2 separate regions of the Homo sapiens genome follow, and region 2 is linked to region 1. Evidence: chromatin loops called from intact Hi-C (ENCODE). Cell type or tissue: heart left ventricle. All regions are shown on one strand. Each heading gives the region's core, and the rest is flanking DNA. Links, peaks and the distances in the headings are about the cores only. Region 1 overlaps NUP37 (nucleoporin 37). Region 2 has its middle 57 kb from the start of LINC00485.

Region 1 (10,131 bases), core at 2,132-10,131:
TATGTCTACTTCTTTCTACACAGACACAGTAACAATCTGATCTCTCTTTCTTTTCCCCACATTTCCCCCTTTTCTTTTCGACAAAACCGCCATCGTCATCATGGCCCGTTCTCGATGGTCGCTGTCTCTTCGGAGCTGTTGGGTACACCTGCAGAAAGGCTGTCACTTCACACTTGGAAGATTGCACAGTGGCCAGGCAGAGGCGCTCCTCACTTCCCAGACGGGGTGGCGGCCGGGCAGAGGCGCTCCTCACATCCCAGACTGGGTGGCGGCCGGGCAGAGGCACTCCTCACATCCCAGACGGGGCAGCCGGGCAGAGGCGTTCCTCACTTCCGAGGCACTCCTCACTTCCCAGACGGGGCGGCCGGGCAGAGGCGCTCCTCACTTCCCAGACGGGGCAGCCAGGCAGAGACGCTCCTCACCTCCCAGACGGGGCGGCCAGGCAGAGGCGCTCCTCACTTCCTAGACGGGGCAGCCGGGCAGAGGCACTCCTCACCTCCCAGACGAAGGGCGGCAGGGCAGAGGCGCTCCTCACATCCCAGACGATGAGCGGCTGGGCAGAGGCGCTCCTCACTTCCCAGACGGGGCAGCCGGGCAGAGGCGCTCCTCACTTCCCAGACGAGGCGGCCGGGCAGAGGCGCTCCTCACTTCCCAGAGGAGGTGGCCGGGCAGAGGCGCCCCTCAATTTGTTTTTTCTTAATGCCTTATACGGTCTTCAATTAATTCAGTACACAACAACATATATATTCATTCTACTCCTGACAGACATTTAGGTTGTTTCCAATTTTTGGTCGTCACCAAGAATGCTGCTGTAAGCCGTCTTGCATATGTCTTTTAGTGAATATAGATACCCACATACGATCACATACACACACACACACCTGCTGGGTACATACCTAGGCATGGAATTGCTGGATCACAGCTTACAAATATATTCAACTTTAGCAGGTAGTTATCATCAAATAGCTTTCCAAGTTGGCTGCACCTCATATTTCCTTTTCCCCTCTCATATTTAATTACCAGTGGAAAAAGCCAAAACTTTCTCTCATTTTCTGACTAAAACAGTCTTAATCATTTATATGAATGGTAATAGGTACAGCTTTTCAGGTGCTCTTATTTTGTAAGGTACATTTCTCAACTCTTTTTTTTTTTGCGTTTTATTTGCAGTATCTATGTATGGACAAATGTGCCTAAGTTTTAAAATGTTGTAAACACAGTGTACAGTAGAATCTCTCTGAACTGACTCTGACAGATTTTTCTTTTTTCCCCCTATAGAAGTGCCAAGAATGAGAAGGCTATTTTCTAATATGCCCACATGTGCATTTGTTGCATGTGTATGAAGAGGGAATACAGCTTCTTTGCTTAGCAAACCACTGGTTGTATGGGATGTAAACCCATGCTTATTAATGTAATTACATAATATTACATAAACTGACAAAATATGAATGTGAAAGCTATTTCAATGAAACTAAGTCAATGCCAACTAACTAAAGGTTAAGTTTCTAAAAGAAAAAAAACTCACTCATATTAGGTATGTGTGACAGTTTTAAAAGATTAAATAATAAAAATAAAAATCTAGAAGTATTCTGAATTAAGACTGCTTTTCTAAGTGTTATTTTCATTGAAGACATTGTATTTTGGTTGTGGTTCATGCCAAAAAAGTGGTCCCAAGCCAATCAATGGACTCATAACCTAAGAAAAAAAAGCACTGGCCTAATATCAAAAGACTGGCAAATGGTTTTTAATATACATGGGTTGTATATTAAAATAAGGCAGGTAGGCATTCTTTTAAAATGATTTCCTGAGTTTACTGACTTTTTGTTATCTAAGAAACTTTTGGTCTAGACCACGTCAGACAACAGGATTTCTACTATAAAAGAAAAAAATTCAAAATTTGAAAATTCAGGTTTTAATATTTCCAAAATTATTACTATTGCAAAGTCAGTTATAACCACAGAAGCACACTTTTCAGGACAGTGGTGCATCACAGAAAGAGAAATGCTTTAAAAGCTCACAGCCGGCCAGGCACTGTGGCTCACGCCTGTAATCCCAACACCTTGGGAGGCTGAGGCAGGCGGATCACCTGAGGTCAGGAGTTCGAGACCAGCCTGACCAATATGGTGAAACCCTGACTCTACTAAAAACACAAAAATTAGCTGGGCATGGTGGTTAGGCACCTGTAATCCCAGCTACTCGGGAGGCTGAGGCAGGAGAACTGCTTGAATCTGGGAGGCGGAGGTTGCAGTGAGCTGAGATTTTGCCACTGTACTCCAGCCCGGGAAACAGAGTGAGAGACTCCGTCTCAAAAAAAAAAAAAAAAAAAAAAAAAAAAACCCAAAAAACAAAAAAAACCCCACAGCCTTCATAATACACATAATTAAGCATATGAAAAGATGATAGACCATTTCTCAAAGCATAAAAGTATAGAATAAATGTTATCAGGTTTAATTACCTTGGCCAAAACCTAGGATCTATATTAACATACATAGTACATATTTAAATGTTTGCAAGGGAAATTTAAAAGGAAAAGCTTTTATGGGAAAGTTATGTGCTGACATATTAAGGTGCCAATACAGACCAAATCAAAGGGCACTGGGTAAGTAAAGCATCACTCCTCAAGTGAAATAAAATGACAGTTTTCATCCAATTTGAACGATAATTATAATTAACATCCCCATCTCTCCTGACATTGTGGTCCTAAATAGAACTCTTAGATTTAGCTGTGATGATGGGATAGAGAGCTATTCAGATCTAAGATTATGAATTATGCTTATTTTACTTTTAGTATTTTATTGCTATGATTATTGCTTCATTTCAGGCCGAGTGCTTTTCAGCAGAACATTAAGTATCCCTACCATATGGTATTTAAATGTTATTGTCCCAATAAATTAACAAAAAGGTCCCATAAATTGGGTGTTGGCATACTGGGGATATCCTAGATATTCTCAAAGGTCTTTTAAATGGACAGTTAATAAAGAAAGATGTTCTGTCCGAGGATTCAACAGGAATATTCTGTAATATTCTGTTTATTTGTTCATTCTCCATTTTTAACATTTTTGGCAGCTCATTGTTTGCTAGGAAATTCATCGCAGAAGGGAATTTCTACTACCAAATGTTTTTTGACAACACAAAAGAAAGAATGGATGACATTAAATGACACATCTGTATCCATTTGGCCCTAACTGGTAAAGCAAAAAATATGAACCACAATCTTTCTAAAAGACATGACTAGATCACATGAATCTGTGTATTGATTAATTAAGTAAGAAAGAAAAGAACAAAGTAATACAGAGATGTAGTTATAAGGATTAGCAGGCACTTTACAATGTCACTGGTACAGGAAAGGGACCCTCAACATTCTTAGACAAGAAACATATTTTCCACTGAGCTTGTGAGAGCAAAACTAGGATTTTCTCTTAGTTCCAATTAATCAATTACTAAGTTAATCAGGTTATAGATGATTCAAAGAAGGGTAAGTCGTGGTGTATTTCCTTAGCAAATGAGCACACAATTAGAAAGTGAAACATTTTGCAAAAGAATTCAGTGCTAAAATATCTGGTTTTAAGTGCAAAAGGAGTTCAGAGGTGGGGAACCATGTAACTGAAAGCCCAAATCTAGAGATTAGATGGACAAATCTTTACAGTGGGTATGGGTAGGTTAGAGTTGGTAAATAAAGTTTTGTCAGTTTATGGTTGAGACTATGGAGAACTTTGAGAGCTAGGCAAAAGCCTTAAAGGTGGAGACAACAAAATAGCAGGATAGTTGGAAGAATTTTATAGCAGGATACTTTCAGTGTGTGTGTCCAAATATATTTAGAAAATAAGATTAGATTAATTCTTTTTTTAATACTTGAGACTACTGAGCAAGTAGTAGTTGTAGCAGTAGTAGTTTTAATGTACTAGCAGTACTAATGATAAAAGATTATTATTAGAAGTTTTACTGACTTCAGAGCAAGAATTAAAAGGGCAAAAATGAGATAATTGTACAGGCTTATTATTTTACTCTTCAATAACTGAAAATAATATGTCAAAATCAGAGTTGATAATAAAGACTGCATGTACTTTGAGGGTGGAGAGAGAAGGAAGGAGGTACCCTGTTTCATACAGAACACTAATAAACTACACCACACAAAATTTAATCTGTTATACATCTTCATGAAGCTTTGGGGAGGATAAAAATTTTATCAATTTGTATGCTGTTGCTTCATTTTGATTTCTTGTAATTGTAAACAAATTGAGCAGAAACTACATTTATTATCACAGAGATAAGAAACTGAGGCTGTCTCAGAGGAGAATTATTAACATCTCATTTAACTTATACAGACAGATAAATTTTTGAAGGATGGAAATTGTGAGAAATTTTGTCACATTTAAAAATAAACTTCAAAAATTAAACTCTCAACTGCAAAGAAATACCATATGGTAGTTTTCAAACAGACCATGTGTAATGATTTCATCTTTAAGGAATTCAGAGTAGAAGGGCTTTTTCTTTAACTAACATAAGCCTTAACAAAAGCAACAGTAACACTACCCAGGAAATATTAGCATTTCATTTTTTCCAAGAAAAATTTTGATAAACTTTACAACTTAAAATTTGACTATATGCTGAATACTAAAGCTATCAATAAGGGAAAGTACTCCTTTATCATTCACATCAATGGTCTTTCAAAATCTGGAAACTGTTTATGGATATGATTCCCATTTTATAATCCACTTACTGTAACCACATGAGGGCCACATAAAGCAAGCTTAAATTACTGTAGTCACTGATTTGGTGATATATTTTATTAAGCACTTGTTTTGTATTTCATCTACAAGGGCATACAGAAAAGAACAAAGTATCAGCTACTAGAGAGTGATTTTACCAGTAAATGATCATGTCAAGTTTTAGAAAATGTTTTCTTCACTTTACTGACTTCTACTCTATTACAGTCTTTCATTAACACCCTATTTCACTGCATTGAATTTAAAAATGTCTGCAAAAGTGATAAATGTGTTTTAGTATAATTTTTGGAGAGTTCTTTTAACGACAAAGAATCTCTATGTTCCATCACTGGAGCTAAAGTATTGCCATGCTCAACACAAAGTGTCCATTTTACCCCATTCTCAAGGCTCTTGTTAGAACTATGCAATTACTGATCTTGATTCAAAATGTTAGAAAAAATTAGAGTGAGTTTTAGAAGACAAGCAGGGAACTTTTCCTGAATTTTAACTATAACAGTATAATAAATCATGTAAATTATCCTGATTATACTTTGTACCTGGGCATGGTTTATGCACTCCCAGACGTGGATTACTTTCCAAAGAATGGTTCATTGGCCTACCTTCAGAAGGCTCTCAGTTTCCTTTTTGCTGTTTCCCACAAGGACTATTTTTAGGTATACTGCATATTTTGTGATCTCAATTGGGGTGGGGGTGGAGGAAGAACACTCCATCTTAATTATGGATCTTAAAGACTTTCAAATGTACATAAACAAAGGTAATATGAAAAACACATAGCTTGCATGTGGTACACAGAACAAATTTGATAAAAATCATTTTTCCTCTTGCAACATTTTTTAAACAACTATATTACTGGCTTAGTGAATAGCTTAGGTAATTTAGTATTCCTTTATACAGTGATTTGGTTACATTCTAATATCTTATTCTTTATTTTTTATATGCCACCCTTCTCTCATTCTTTTAAAAAATGATCCCAGTTAGAACATGACAACTACAAATATTTCATGTTTTATAGAGAAAGTGAATGGCACATTATATGCACACCTATATTTTATTAAACTAAAAATTCCCTGGTTTCTAGAAGTCAGTTTTCTTTCACCATAAACTTTTATCTAATATTTTAAAAGATTATTGAGGGATGAGGAGGAGGGATGGGATTTACTACTGATATCCTTTGTAGTTACAGTGCGTACTAGGTCTTGTATTTCTTTTGTATCCCCCAAAGTACTGAATATTGGGTATACTAAATGTGTTTAATAAATACTTGTTGATCTGACTTGTTCTTACAGAATGGTACTGTTTCTAATATACAAGAACATCTGTTATTTGGCAATGACTGGGAATGAGATGTTCTGTATTAGTGAGTTTTAAAAAATAATAAGCTTAACCCACTAAATACTTAAATGACACTTTTACCTTCTTTTGGAGGAGGAGATAATAATTTTTTCTAAATGAATATGCACTTCTTTACCTCTCAAATACTGTAATAATTTTAGCCTTCTTTCAATGACACTAGGTCATAACTATGAACGTATTTATATTTTTCTGTGCATATGCATATACAAACACACACATAAAGCATCAGTATTTTTATCAACCTGTGTATATATGTGTGCATATATTTTTATATATACATGTATATGCATGTGAGTGCATCTGCATATGGTAGACATGATGAGGGATCATAAAGAAAATGGTGTAGAATATAAGGCTGAATGACTAGCAACCCCATGCTTTACTTGGGAATTTCTTTTATTAAACACATCTATCAGACGCTTGCTTTTTGTTTCAGTAATGGCACCTTTTTCATAAAGATACATATTTCTTCATCAAGATATATACTTGTCATACTTTTCATACAGAAAATATTGCAAGAATATTATCTTACTTTTTCAACTTGACATCCTATGATTTATCTTGCTATGTTATTCCTATTTTGATTACCTGTATTTCCCTATTTCTCTAATGAGATTTAATTTCATTGTATTACTACTAACATGAGCTTTTATCCTAAAACTGTAGATCTGCTCAGCGCTATGACACTGTAGAACTCCAGATGGCACTATTTACATTATACTCTACACAACTCATAAATCTCTACAACTGTGCAACTTGACTGCCTTGCCTCTGCCTTACATTTTCATGTTATCTTATTTTTCTGATATCCAGTCTTACTCATTGTAAAGAAGAAGAAAGACTACCTATGTCTTCATATGTAGTTGTTATCTGAGCTTATACACAATGCATTATTATTCTCTTTGTTTTCCTTTTATAGAATATATCATAAAATTAAGGGACGATAATAATTTTCTGTACTTATATATTTGGAAGGCTACATTTTCTGTGAGTTTCATTTAAAAAGGTGTGGTAGGCATTATAAAATGTTTGTTAGAAAGGCAGTGTTGGAACTGATAAAGACCAACTTTAATGAGAACCCAATTTTCTTATAAACTTGCACAGATCATAGAATAGTAAAATTAGATGGAGTCTTAGATAAAATGTAATCTATCATCTTCCATAATAACATTTTGTATTATCAGAGGTACCTTTGTTCACAGTACGACTCTTTATTCTGTTTGATTCAGAATTTGGCAATTTTCAATACAACACATACATTTCATGAACCTATTCAGGTCACAGATTGTTTTAAAATAGTGTTCCTAGGGCAAAATTCTGCTAGCTGATTATAATATAGTGTCTTTCTTGGAAATGTCAAAGTGAAACATCAGAAAATATGCATAGATCAAAATATTGAGGTTATTTTAAATTTTCTTAAGTAAGCACTGGGTCTGCTCTTTACAGTACAGAATACATATTGTAGAACTGCTCATATGATATACTCTCTTGTCACATATGTGATAATGTAAGAATATATATGTGATATTGTAAGAATCTTACATTATCACATATGTCCTCTTAGAATTCCTTCTTTCCTTGCTATGAGAGTGTATGATACTATCTACTCTTTCTCATTTTAAACTTGTTTTTATATACGTTCTGTTTTTAAAAAAATCTTACCTATATTGCTTAGGTTTTGGCCTAAGAGGTTTGGCTTTAATAACCAATCAGAGTTGTTTATTTTTGGTTGGTGAACTAAGCTGTAAATTCTAAAAATACTCCTAGTTTGATGTTGTGCATCAACCCGAAAATCTCGGTGGTTTACAGAAATAAGCATAAATTTCTTGCACATGGGTCTATGGGAAGCTCTGTTTCCATAATGCCATATGGGTCCATATCTGCTCCACGTGTTTCTCATTCTGGGATCAGTAGCTATCTAGGACATGCTCATCTCATAGCAAATGACAGAGCACAGGAGGTCAAGTCAAGCCAGGCAAAACATTTGAAGCTTCTGCTGTGTCACACCTGTTAATGCTACATTGGCCTAAACAATTCACAAAGCTAGGGCTAATTAGATGGGAAAATCTCCTTTCATGGGAAGGTGAAAGGAAAGCAAATATTTGTTGAACAATAATATCAACAACCAGTCTGGCAAAATGAGAAACTTAGAGGCAATGTAGTCAGGTTTTTAAAAAATTAAATTTATTTAAACTAAAAGACTTACTCTTTAGTTATTCCTTTCCTACTTTTTAGAGTAATAATGTCCTTTCTTTTACAAAATGATAGTGGTAGAAGGCAGTAAACTTAAGTCTTATATTCGACAAAATAAAAAGTTAGCAACCCTATGTCAGTCCCCTAAATTTTTAGAGAATTTTGCTAGTTTACAAAAAAAATCTCAGAGTCATAAGAAAACAAACAAACAAAAACATAGACTACTGAGTGTGATCCTAGGTCTCTCCGGCTTTCGTTCACTATTCAGAGGCCATTCCTTGGCTTGCAAAGACACTCATTTTTCCCCTTTGCAGGTTTCATTATTCCAAATGCTTGTGATTAGGAAAATCTATGTTTTAAAGAGCTGAAATGCCATTATTTATTTCCAGTGACCGAATTTTTACCTTAAAACGATTCCATTTACTCTTCAGGTCACTATACAAACTTGGTTTTGTAGTACCTGGGGCCCTAGAATCTTAATGTCATGTAAATCTTTCATATCTCTGACATGAAAATTTTAACAGGCAGTACATAAAGAATAATGGCCTATGACTCTATCACTTTAAAAAGATGAGCTATATTAAGAAGATTAAAAATTTAAAAAGTAGCTAGCAGCTTTACTTCTAATGTGAAGTCATACATATTTCATAGTTTTATATGTACATAAGTACTAATAAATACTAAGGATTTTGGCATAGTTTTATGAAACATTATGCAAAACAGCAGAGCAGCAGTTTTTCTCTCCCTCACAGTATCGTTAAAGCAAATGAAGCAACTGACACCCTTCCAATGACTGATGCACTCATTTCACTCCTGACTCCTCAGCTTATTTCCACCTGCTATTCTTCCTTTTCATCTTGTTCTTTATTTGTGATATTCTCCAGCTTTACACACTATTAAAATGTTATAGCTACCTCATCTGTTCTAAATTAGGGGGTGAGGTAGAAGAACATAATAGTTAAATGTATTGTATCTAAAGAAAACCTTATGCAGAAACCTCTGAATTTATCAAAACACTAAATTTTCCATCAATCTTATGTAGCAGATGAGAGTCATAGTTCATTATTCCACACAAACTTATCATACAGCATCTGTAAAGTAACTTGACAACTGCATTTTACTCCTACTTATCTTGTCCAATATTGAAGAATTTGATCCAATATGTTTGTGTTTTTTTTTTTTTTGAGATGGAGTGTCGCTATGCCACCCAGGCTGGAGTGCAGTGAAACAAGCTTGACTCACTGCAACCTCAGCCTCCCAGGTTCAAGCGATTCCCTTGCCTCAGTCCCCCGAGTAGCTGGAATCACAAGTGCGCACTACCGTGCCTGGCTAATTTTTGTATGTTTAGTAGAAATGGAGTTTCGCCATGTTGGTCAGGCTGGTCATTAACTCCTGACCTCAGGTGATCTGCCCACCTTGGTCTCCCAAAGAGCTGAGATTATAGGCATGTGGCACTGTGCCCAGTCCAATATAGATTTGGATTTCATAAATGTGAAAATCTGAAATAAGAGATAAAAGACACCCATGGGAGGCAAGGAAGTTTTCATTAATGGTGATGAGGACTATCTCACTGGTTTTGAAACTCATGTTTGTGCCATACCTACAGTTCAAATAAGGTATGCTTCTTTTACAACACTCTATAGAATTTATGTAAAAGTCACATTTTTTTTTCTCATTTTAAAAATGTAATTCTCATTAAAATGGCAATTTAAAAATGTGGTTATAACATAAGCAACATACCTGCAGGTGTGATCGTCACTCACACTTGCAATTTCTTGGCCTTCTTTGGGATCAAACACCAAACCATTAATGAAATCGGTATGGCCCTCTAAAACCTGACAGAAAGAGAAACAGAAAGCTT
Region 2 (10,131 bases), core at 2,132-10,131, 670 kb after region 1:
AAGATTTAAGAAAGTGAACTTGCCTCAGGTCACACTGCTTAGAAGTCCTTGGCGCTATTTTCAGTTCCTGGCACCTAGTAGGGTGTTCAATAAAGATTTGTTGAGTGAAAGAATAGAGGCATGAGCTATTGTCTTTTCAAGCCTGCCCACACCTTCTGTGGTGGAATTAAAGCCACACTGAGATTTCCTCCCCCTACTCTCCACCCCATCCCACACTCACTGGAGCTCAGCCTTGACATCTTTTAAGTTCTCTGCCACAAAATAGATGGGCTGAAAGTCCCAATCTTTATATGCCTGGATGGCAGCAGCTTCTGCATCAAAGGGCTTGTATTCTGGCTTGTTTGACAGAATGTGTTTAAAGAAAAAATCAAATGAGAGCGAAGAGACCAGATGTATAAAATTTTCCAAAGTATTTACTTTCAGCTTAGAGTCTCAAGCTGTGTTTCTCAACCTGAAGGCGGAGGACATAGTGTGGGAGGATTAGGGCATGGAATTGTGCAAAGGACCTTAATCCTCAGCCATGTCATATATTTTCTTGGAGTGGAAATAAGCTTTATTCTCCACTCCTAGATGTACTGTTGGATTGTAATACTGTCATAACAAATAAAATGCGAGCTCATTTAAAATTATCAAATCCATATTAGCTTTCCATCATCTTAGTAAGTACAAACAGCAGCGCTAATACATTTTGTGGGGTCCAGTGGGGATTTTTGAAGTTATTACTAGTAATAAAAATTCCAAATATATATTTACTGTGCAATGTACTGTGAATGCAGATTATCTCATATAATTCTCCATCAGCCCTTTGAGGTAGGCACTATTATTCTTGCTTTATACATGAGGATCACAAGATATTTAAAAACAGTGGTAATCGTATTTCCTGCTTAATAGTGTAATGGAGAGTAAACAGCTGGGGAACTCTGTCAGGTCAGTGCCAGAATGCCCTCCCCCACCAAAAATGAATCCATGGAGGCTCAGACAGCTTGGAGTGGGAGATGGGGAATGCTAATAACTATGCCTGGAAGTGACAGGGAGCCTCATGTAGACTGACAGAGTCTAAAATTTGGGAGTGGGTAGTAAGCCAGCAGGGAGGTGGCAGATGCCCAGACTATTTAGCAGGGCCTAGAATGGGTGTCTTAGGATGAGAATGGTACCTGTCTAAGGCAAATGAGTTATCACCTTGGGTTGGATGTGGAGAATATGTATGGACCTCCAATGTCTAGAAAGAGCGCTTCACATTTACAAGTATTCACTGAGTCCCTACTGTGTTCTGCGCACAATGCAAGTGGCTGGAATACGGTTCTGAGCAAAAGAGATATGGTTTCTGCCTTAATCAGACTTGTTTAGAGAAACTGTTCAAATATTTACATGAGGCACAACAAAACTGTAGCAAGTGTGATGAAGGAAAGGTACAAGGTGCTATACAAGCATCCAATAGCAGAATCTGATTTCATTTGGGGGTCTCAGAAAAGGCTTTCCTGAAGAAGTACTGGAGAGAGAGGAGAGCATTTCTGGCAAAGGGAATACTGGTGCCTAGATCCAATCCCCAGAGGTTCTAAATTGATTGATATGGTGATGAGCCTGGTCTTTTAAAAGGGAACAGCTCTTGGGAACTGGAGAGAGAGGAGAGCATTTCTGGCAAAGGGCCCCGAGGTAGAAGGAAGATAATACATTTGAGAAAGTGAAAGAAAGCCAATATGTCTTGAGCTCAGTGTGGGTGAGAAAAATACTTCTGTCTCGGAGGAGGTGAGACTCTGCACCAGCTATATAGATAGAGACTTTGACCCCAGAAAACAAGACAGGGAATGAACCATTGAAACCTGAGCCCACGAGAAGACTAGAAGGGCTAAGGCTATTGAAGTATGAGTCTGAACTTCAATTTGTCATCGCAAAGGATGCAGGTGGTCCCAGTGTAGCCCTCAGTATACTGCCTGACAAGTGTGCAGGCAGCATGTACCCTGCTTAGGGCCAGGAAAGTTGTTTCAGACCTAGCTCCACCTCCTTCTCAATTTGGTATTACTGGGATTCTGCTGACCCCATTGTATTGCTTAGAACATTGCTACTCAAATTGGAGTCTTAGACTGACAGAATTTCTAGAGGTGGGGACTGGGAGTTGTGTCGAGTGATCCTTATGTAGTTAAACTTTTGGTAATGGTGGTTTAGAAATGTGATCTTCAACCTTAACTGCACACTAGTGACCTAGAAGATCTTTAAAATTATTGATGCCTCAGCACCACCCCCACAGTTCCTGATTTAATTGCTCAGAATGTTTGTTGGGCATTGAGAATTTTGAAAGCTCTTCAGATGACAGTAATGTTCAGCTAGATTTGAGAACCACAGATTTAGAGGCTAGTTCCCAAATGCCAGTCCACAGATCAGCTGTATCAGAAATATCTGGAGTGCTTATAAAGAAATCGCCAGCCCTACTTCAGACCTAACATGCCAGAATTTCAAAGGGTAAAGCCCAAGAATAGGTACTTGAAAATATTTATCCTGACACTGAAAACAAATATGGGACCACCACGTGATTTTTGAACCTATCTGGGCTTGGGAGGCCCTGATTTAGATTGAGGCATCTGAAACTGTAATCTGATTCAGTCTGTGGCGGCGTCCAAGGTTCTGCATGTTTAACAAGTTTTAAGGTTGTGCTGCTCGTCTGAGGACCACACTGCAAGCAGCAAGGGTTCAGGAGACCCAGAGGAAAGAATGGGCAGCTTTAATTTAAAATCTGTAAAGGGCTGTACCTGAAATCTATTAGCACAAGGGACCCTATTTTCATGGCCCTCTCTCTTTACCAGACCACTTTCTTTAGGGCAAGGATTGGGCCATTATCGTGTCTCCATTGCTAGCATCGAAACACAGTGCTCAGCACATGTTAGGAACACAATAAATGGGTTTTGAATTGACTGAATACCATGACGTCCTTAGGGTCTAAGCTGTGGAGCCAGCTGAAGGTGAGACATTGCTATAATGCGGGCCTTCTGCCACTTCCAGTCATAAATTCCAATTGGACGGGGTCCAACGTGAAGCTGTGTGTTACCAAAGCCTCCTCTGTAGGGGGTAGGGTCAAAGCAGGCCTCTGAAATATTAATAATTCTGAGCAGTGACCACAGCTATGATATTTACAGACCCATGAAGCGCAAGAGACAGCCTGAGGTTGCTCACACAGCCAGAGACTCCAAGGACTTACTCTGCTCCAAATGGAGCATGTATATTGCCCAATCCTGCCAAAAGCCATACGGTTCATTAGCTTTTACTATACAGAGAAATGCGCCAGGCCTGGTGCTAAAATGACATGATAAAGCATATTTGACAGCAATAGTCAGAGGAAAAGGCACAGTGGGAACGGAAGAGCTCTGTGGGACGTTGCTCATGCCTTTGGAACAGAAGAAAAATACCTCTGCCTCTCGATTTGGAGACCCAGGCTGGTTGGAATCTGACAAGGACTTATTACTTTAGAAACGTTTTTCAGGGATTTGATTTCATCCCCTGGATTCTCTTTGCCTGGTGATGGATGTTTTTCTCCTTAATATTTTTTGATGCTGTGACTATTTGTGTGGTTTGTGAGTTAGATATTGGGAGGGGGTCAGGAGAGGAAAAAGACACAGAGAGAGAAAGAGTAAAAGACACAGAAAGACAAAGAGATAGAGAAGGGAGGGAGGAAGAAAAATGCCCACAACTGTAAGTGAGTGGAAAAGAGTGGATGAAGAGCAGTGAGGAAAGGAGATGGGATGTCAGAGGAGGGTGGATGCTAGGAGGATCCAGGTCAGGGCCCTCCCTTCATTTGGGATGGATGGTCTTTATACTTAAGGCTGGTCTTAGTGTGTTCTGATGGGTACTTATGTAATCTCTGTCTTCTTTCCAAGAGGCACAAAACTAGAATTTCTGGTCTCACCTTCAGTCCTAATAACTCTTTGCCTCCTGCCTTGCCATGAAATCTCTTCCCTAATTGTTTTTCTGCCACCATCACTCCTGTCCTTCCTATCAAAGACTACATGGTCTGGCTCAGGGACATTTACATTTATGTGTTAGAACTTTCTCAGGCTGTTATACCCCAACTTAATCTGGTCCTACCACACTTAAGTCTTTTGCCCATCTTCCCCCAGTGCCTTTGGCTCCCTTCTCTGGGCATAGCCTGAGACAGGGTTTCATGCTCTGCTTGGCCCACTCTCCACTCATCTGAGTACAGATTCCCCCTGGAATGTATTCCAAATAGCCCAGTGTTTCCCAAAGTGTGTTTTCTGGACCATCTGCTTCAGAGTCATGGAGTTGGGGTAGAGAAAGGGAAAAAAGGGATTTTTTTTAACATGCAGATTCCTGGGCTCGGTTCTCCAACCCCTAAACCAGACTGGGGACTGGAGGTGGGGGCAATTTTGAAAATATGCAGTTTTAATCCTTGACCCAGGATTGCGAAATATAGTAAAGTTTAAGAACCTCAGCAAGACCAGCCTTCTGGCTTCCCAGATTCTTTCTCCTTCAAGACCTGGCTCAGAAGATCAGAGACTCCCCTCCCGCAACACACAGGGTAATGTCAAAAGCCTGGGCCACACACCTTACACAAATCACTTAAACTCTCCAGGCCTTTCTCATCTTAAAGCAGGGGGCAGCATTGAAGTCACAAGTAGGAACAAGGACAGGACAGGTGACATCTAGACAGGAATGACGCTGGCCTGATGGGAATTAGGGGAACTGGAAGCTGCAAGCTTCAAGCAGGCAGCTGCTCCTCCAGTGCAGTCAATTGTGGCCAGATGGGAATGGGGCCCAGAGATGCCAAATCTTCTGAAATTTTTAGGGAAGCTAGAAATCAGAATTTCTATGTAACATTTCCCAATTTTTTTTTTTTTATTCTCTGGCTAATTTCTTTTTAACGGGCCAAATAAAATTACACATGTGGGGCATATTTTAGCTGTTGAGTCCACATTTGCAATCTCCAGACTAAGGCTCCCTAAGGTTGCTTTCCACACGAGAGTGCTGGCATACGGCGATCCTGAAGCCCCCTGGTTAAACAGGTTGTTCTGTTGCTGGTTGGAGCTTCCCAGCTGATCCCTCTGCTTTCCAGGAAAACCCCACAGCTCCCCTTGTTCTAAGAATCACTAAGGTTCTCAAAGCTTAGTGTGCATCACAGTCACTTGGAGGGCTTAGTTAAAACACAGCTTGTTGGGTCCTACCCGCAAAGTTTGCGATTCACAATGTCTGAGTTAGGACTTGAGAATCTGCGCTTCTTACAGACTCCCAGCTGCTGAAGCTGCTGGTCCAGTGTTGGCACGTTGAGAACCATGGCTGTAGACCCATTACTCACTACTTGTTACCTATGATGTTTGCTTTCTCCTTAAAACCAGCACTCAGGGCTGGGTGCGGTGGCTCATGCCTGTAACCTCAGCACTTTGGGAGGCCGAGACCGGTGTGGATCACCTGAGGTCAGGAGTTTGAGACCAGCCTGGCCAAACATGGCGAAACCCCGTCTCTACTAAAAGTACAAAAATTAGCCAGGTGTGGTGGCAGATGCCTGTAATCCCAGCTACTCAGGAGCCTGAGGCAGGAGAATCACTTGAACCCAGGATGTGGAGTGAGCCAAGATCGCGCCACTGCACTCCAGCCTGGGCAACATGAGTGAAACTCCATCTCAAAAAAAAAAAAAAAAAAAAAAGGAAAAGGAAAAAAGAAAAAAAAAAAGAAAACCATCACTCAGGTTTTAGCTTCTCTCTCATTCCTGAGTCACTTCGTACTGCAATACTTTGTGCCTTCCTGGTGTTGCTCACATGATCAAGAACTCATTTTAACAATAGCTGCCATGTTTGAGTGCTTACAGTGTGCCAGCCATTTGTCCAAACACTTTACTGTGTAATCGTCATCAGACCTTACTAAGGAAGGTATCATCCTCAATCTCTACATGAGGAAACCAAAGCCTGGTCTACATGAGGAAACCAAAGCCTGGAGAAGTTAAGTAACTGGCTTAATATCACAGAGTTTAGTGAATGGTAGAAACAAGGTCCCAACCCAAACTGTCTGGCTCCAGAGATTGGTTGTCATATAACTTATAGACCAAGCTGCAACACTTTTGAGAGTGACACGAGATACTATTAATAATTATGCCAGGACAACAGATATAAACCAAGACTGACCTTGGCAAACCAGGACATGAGGTTGTCCAACATATTCTGCCATTTTAAATGTACTCGTTGAATGGTTACAATCTTGTGAAAAGACGACAGGCTTTACAGCCAGCCAAATTCAGGCTTAATTGAGCAGAGGCGTGAAAGTACCCAACACAGTGCCTGCTGCATGGTAGGAAATCGGTAGATACCTGTTTCCTTCTGCCAAGTTTCTAATCCTTTGCTGGGCAACATGGGCAAGTGTAACATGTAGCCCTTATTCTGGAAGCCCTTACAATAGAGTTGATAGAAAAAAGGAACATAAATGAAAACTTTTAAAGATTATTCTAAGACTTTAGTAATCCGAGGCTGAGCATAAGAGTTCAGAGATGGTGATTCTCTTAGCTTTTGAATTTTTAGGTGAGTAGAAATTTGAACTGTGTCTTGAAGACTGAGTAGAAGGCAGGAAGGTTAGAATTGGGTATAGCTAAAGAAAGACTGAGTTTATTCAGAAGTGTCTCTGTGACATAAGTTTGTCAAATATTTCAGCTCCATTCCAACCATAGTAGTATTCCAGATACAATGAAACAGGGACACACTTTTGTTGTATTTTATTTTTTCAGTGTTGTGCACTCACGAACCCCTAGAGAGCCCAGATGAGGACTTGATTCTCCCAGGCATGGAAGGACAGACAGAGAAACTTCTTAGGAGCATTGGTCTGTGGTTTTCAAGACCTTCTGTTATTTAGGAATTTTGAACAAACTCCTGCCCCCGCAATGGTTTTCACAGTAAGAGCAACAGCTGCGGGGTACTTATTCCTCCCTGATTTATGTAAAAAGGAAGAGCAACTTCATCATACTTTTTCTCAGTCCCAAGTGCGGGAAATTCTAAACAGGCTCAACACCACCCTCTAGTGTGCACAAAGGGCGGACGTGGGAATTGAAGCCTGTTCATGACAAAGGCAGATGGTGAAGACTGGAGAAGGTAGAGGGAGAGAAACATCCTTGTATCTGCAGGAAGCCCATGAATTAATATATATCCAAGTGCTCTAAGGTAAAGTACTTCTTTAATAGAAAGATCTAAGGGAGCGCTTCCAAAAGAAAGAATATAATGTTCTGTGAAATACTAATCCCACGAGATTCCGTCCGCACGCGCTCTTTTTTTTTTTTTTTTTTTTTTTTATACTTTAAGTTCTAGGGTACATGTGCACAACGTGCAGGTTTGTTACATATGTATACATGTGCCATGTTGGTGTGCTGCACCCATTAACTCGTCATTTACATTAGGTATATCTCCTAATGCTTTCCCTCCCCCCTTCCCCCACCCCACTCTTAAAGTGCCCCACGGTTAACTAAGTTTGGAATCCTCTACACATCATTACAGTCTTCTGCAAGCCCCTGTTACAGCTTCAGTGTTTAGGAAAGCTGTTGGGAAGTTATGCAGTGATGAAAAATCCACTTCCCACAAACATTTGACCCCTGAACTTTTTTTTTTTTTTTTTTTTTTTACCTCTACAAGCCCCATGTCATCCCCTAACACAACTTCTCATGGAACGTACTTTGGGCAATGCTACTAGAAAAAGTACAAATGAAGTTCTTACCTCCGGCTTCCCATTTGATGAAACAAGTCCTGTCCCATAGGCTTCGATGGCTCCACTCTGCTTGCAAAGATCAAACTCTAAAGTAAACCAATAGAGCTGATCAAGGCACAAAATGGAAAAAGAATGGAGCGGTGACTGAAACCAAATATCTAATCAACAGTGCCAAGGACTGGAAGATCCCTCAAGAGGCTGAGAGGCAACCCAGTTCTTCCCCACTTCAACCCCATCCCGATCTTCAGGCAGGACAGAGAGCCTTCGTACTGCTCTCCTAATGCATCATCCTCAGTCCCCTGGACCCCGCTTCTTTCAAAGTTCAATTATATCTGAGGCTTAGTTCAAGGGTCCTCTTCTTCAAATCTTCTCATGACTCGGGGGCCCACTGAGCATTTCCTTTCCTTCAGTTAGATCACCCTTTCGTGTATTCATTAAAAGCACATTGAACACTTACCATATGCATGATACAGTGCTGGGAAATACAGATCTGAAATAGACAAAGATCCTACCCCCCAGAGGAGCTCACAATTTCTACCACTGGAAGAGGAATGAAGAGAAGACAACGAAGGCTCAGTTCTAAGGAAGGCTTCAGCAGATGAAGATACAGTAAGTTGCGGGCACATTGCCTTGTAGAACATATCCAACAGCATTCTCACCATGATCACATCAAGTTATCAGAACACAGCCTGCCTCAGGTTAAGCACTCTATGGATGTTAGCTTTTATTTGTGTTGTTATTATCATTCTTGCTATTATGTATTACATTTATGTTGTATTACTTTTTTTCTTATTCTACTGTTCCTGTACAATAAAATTGAAGGGTAAGATGCTATCTCCACCACAAATGGTTTAGTTTGTGAAATTACTGCAATACTCAGTGATTGCTGTGATTGCTGATAAATATCAATGCCAATGACACTTTATTCCTCTCCCTGTAAAATGATGCTACCAGTAACTATCTTTTCAGATTTCATTGATTCGTCAATTTTTCTTCATTCATTGAAATAATATAAGGTTTCCATTATGTGCCAGACTCTGTGCTAAGGAAAGGGAATATAATAATAAGACAGACAAAGTCCCTGCCCTCCTGGAGTTTGCTACATCTCAGAATTGTGGAGATTTCAGTGAGATTACTTTATATGTGTGCATTTTCTGATATGAAAGGCTGGGTAAATGTAGAGTATTATTATAACTTAACAACCCACCAACACTACTGCTGTCAAGCATAGCCTCCAGTCTCTGAAATAGAGAATCTCACTGTGCTTACCTGGCACAGTGCCTGGTTTCATAGGCACCTTCAGAAATGTCTGCTTAATGAATGAATGAGTGGAAGAATTAATTAGAAACATTATTACTAAATTTCATTTTCTACATAAATAATAATCATGATGAAATGAAGGGGGGTGAATGGGAATACCTATGAATTAGTCAACTCTTGTTACATGGTAATTATGACATTGTGTACTTTTTTATCATTGTCCTCCTAGCAACCATGGTGTTCAGTATCAATATTCTCATTTTACAGATGAGCATAAATGAAGTTCAGGGATATTAAGTAACTTTCCCAGGGCTTCAAAATTATAAGCACAAATAATAACGGAATCAGTGGCCTGAGAACACACTCACATTTTCCTTCTCCTTTAAGGGGTAGTTTCATTCTTTTCCCCAGACCCTATTTTATTATTGAGGAACATGGTCTTCTTTTCCAGATTAAACTAAATGGGGATGGATGAGGTGATGAGTTCCACCTAATGTGTCACAGCTGGAGATGCGTGTCATGGCCATTAACTGAAATTAATGCCCTGAAGGCAATCATTACCAACCCCAGCCTAATAGAAACCAAGGGCATCTCTGATAAAACAGTTTTGATTTCCTCCCAACATTTTCCAAATAAAGTGAAACAAACAACAGATTTCCTTAACACCAAAAGATGTGTTGTCGCTGAGCGGATTGAATCTTGATACAGAACTCAGTTACAAGGTAACAGGACCAAAGAAGGTCTAACAGTCACCTATTTGAACCGTTTTCTTGATGATGAATCTTCTCTAATGCTCCCTTCCCCAAATGCCCTCTAGCCTATGCTTGGATACTCCTAGTTGGAGAATTTCTTCATGCTTAAGATAGCCCATTTTATCTTTAGAGTGAGCTTATTGGAAAGTTCACTGCATGTTGAGCTGAAACCTGCTTCAAGTGGCTTCTCCTCATTGTTTCTAATTTTCTTCCTGGGAGTCACTAGGAAATGTGATTTGCCATCCCCAGGAATAGTGTTTCCAGACTACTCCTATGGTACTTGCTCTACTACACACTTATACACTCAATATTTTTATTCAACTCATTATAACTTTACCTATTTTAATCTACAACTAAGCAATAAAATCTGTGAAATCATAGGTTGATGTGTTAGCTTTATGGTTTTCTAACACATATTAATATTATTAATGTATTA

The links. A loop is a pair of places that touch in the nucleus more often than their neighbours do. Peaks named below come from ENCODE experiments on the same cell type or tissue, not always from the same donor. Only the 100,000 strongest peaks of a DNase experiment are listed, where the experiment ranks them.
Region 2: it touches region 1 in a loop (3-fold over the local background); 14 of 110 quality-filtered maps call a loop at or near these places.

What each region holds. Positions count from the first base shown.
Region 1 is chr12:102,089,096-102,099,226 of GRCh38, forward strand. NUP37 (nucleoporin 37) reads right to left here. Exons shown (of 10, transcript NM_024057.4): 5 at 10,011-10,105. Among named protein-coding and RNA genes, the nearest start is that of NUP37, 26 kb to the right of the region's middle. In heart left ventricle, for the core only: a CTCF peak has its summit at 6,746 (motif pointing right); no DNase peak of the experiment used is centred there.
Region 2 is chr12:102,762,753-102,772,883 of GRCh38, forward strand. No RefSeq gene overlaps it. Among named protein-coding and RNA genes, the nearest start is that of LINC00485, 57 kb to the right of the region's middle. In heart left ventricle, for the core only: a CTCF peak has its summit at 7,027 (motif pointing left); a DNase peak (open chromatin) is centred at 7,009; H3K27ac peaks cover 333 bases.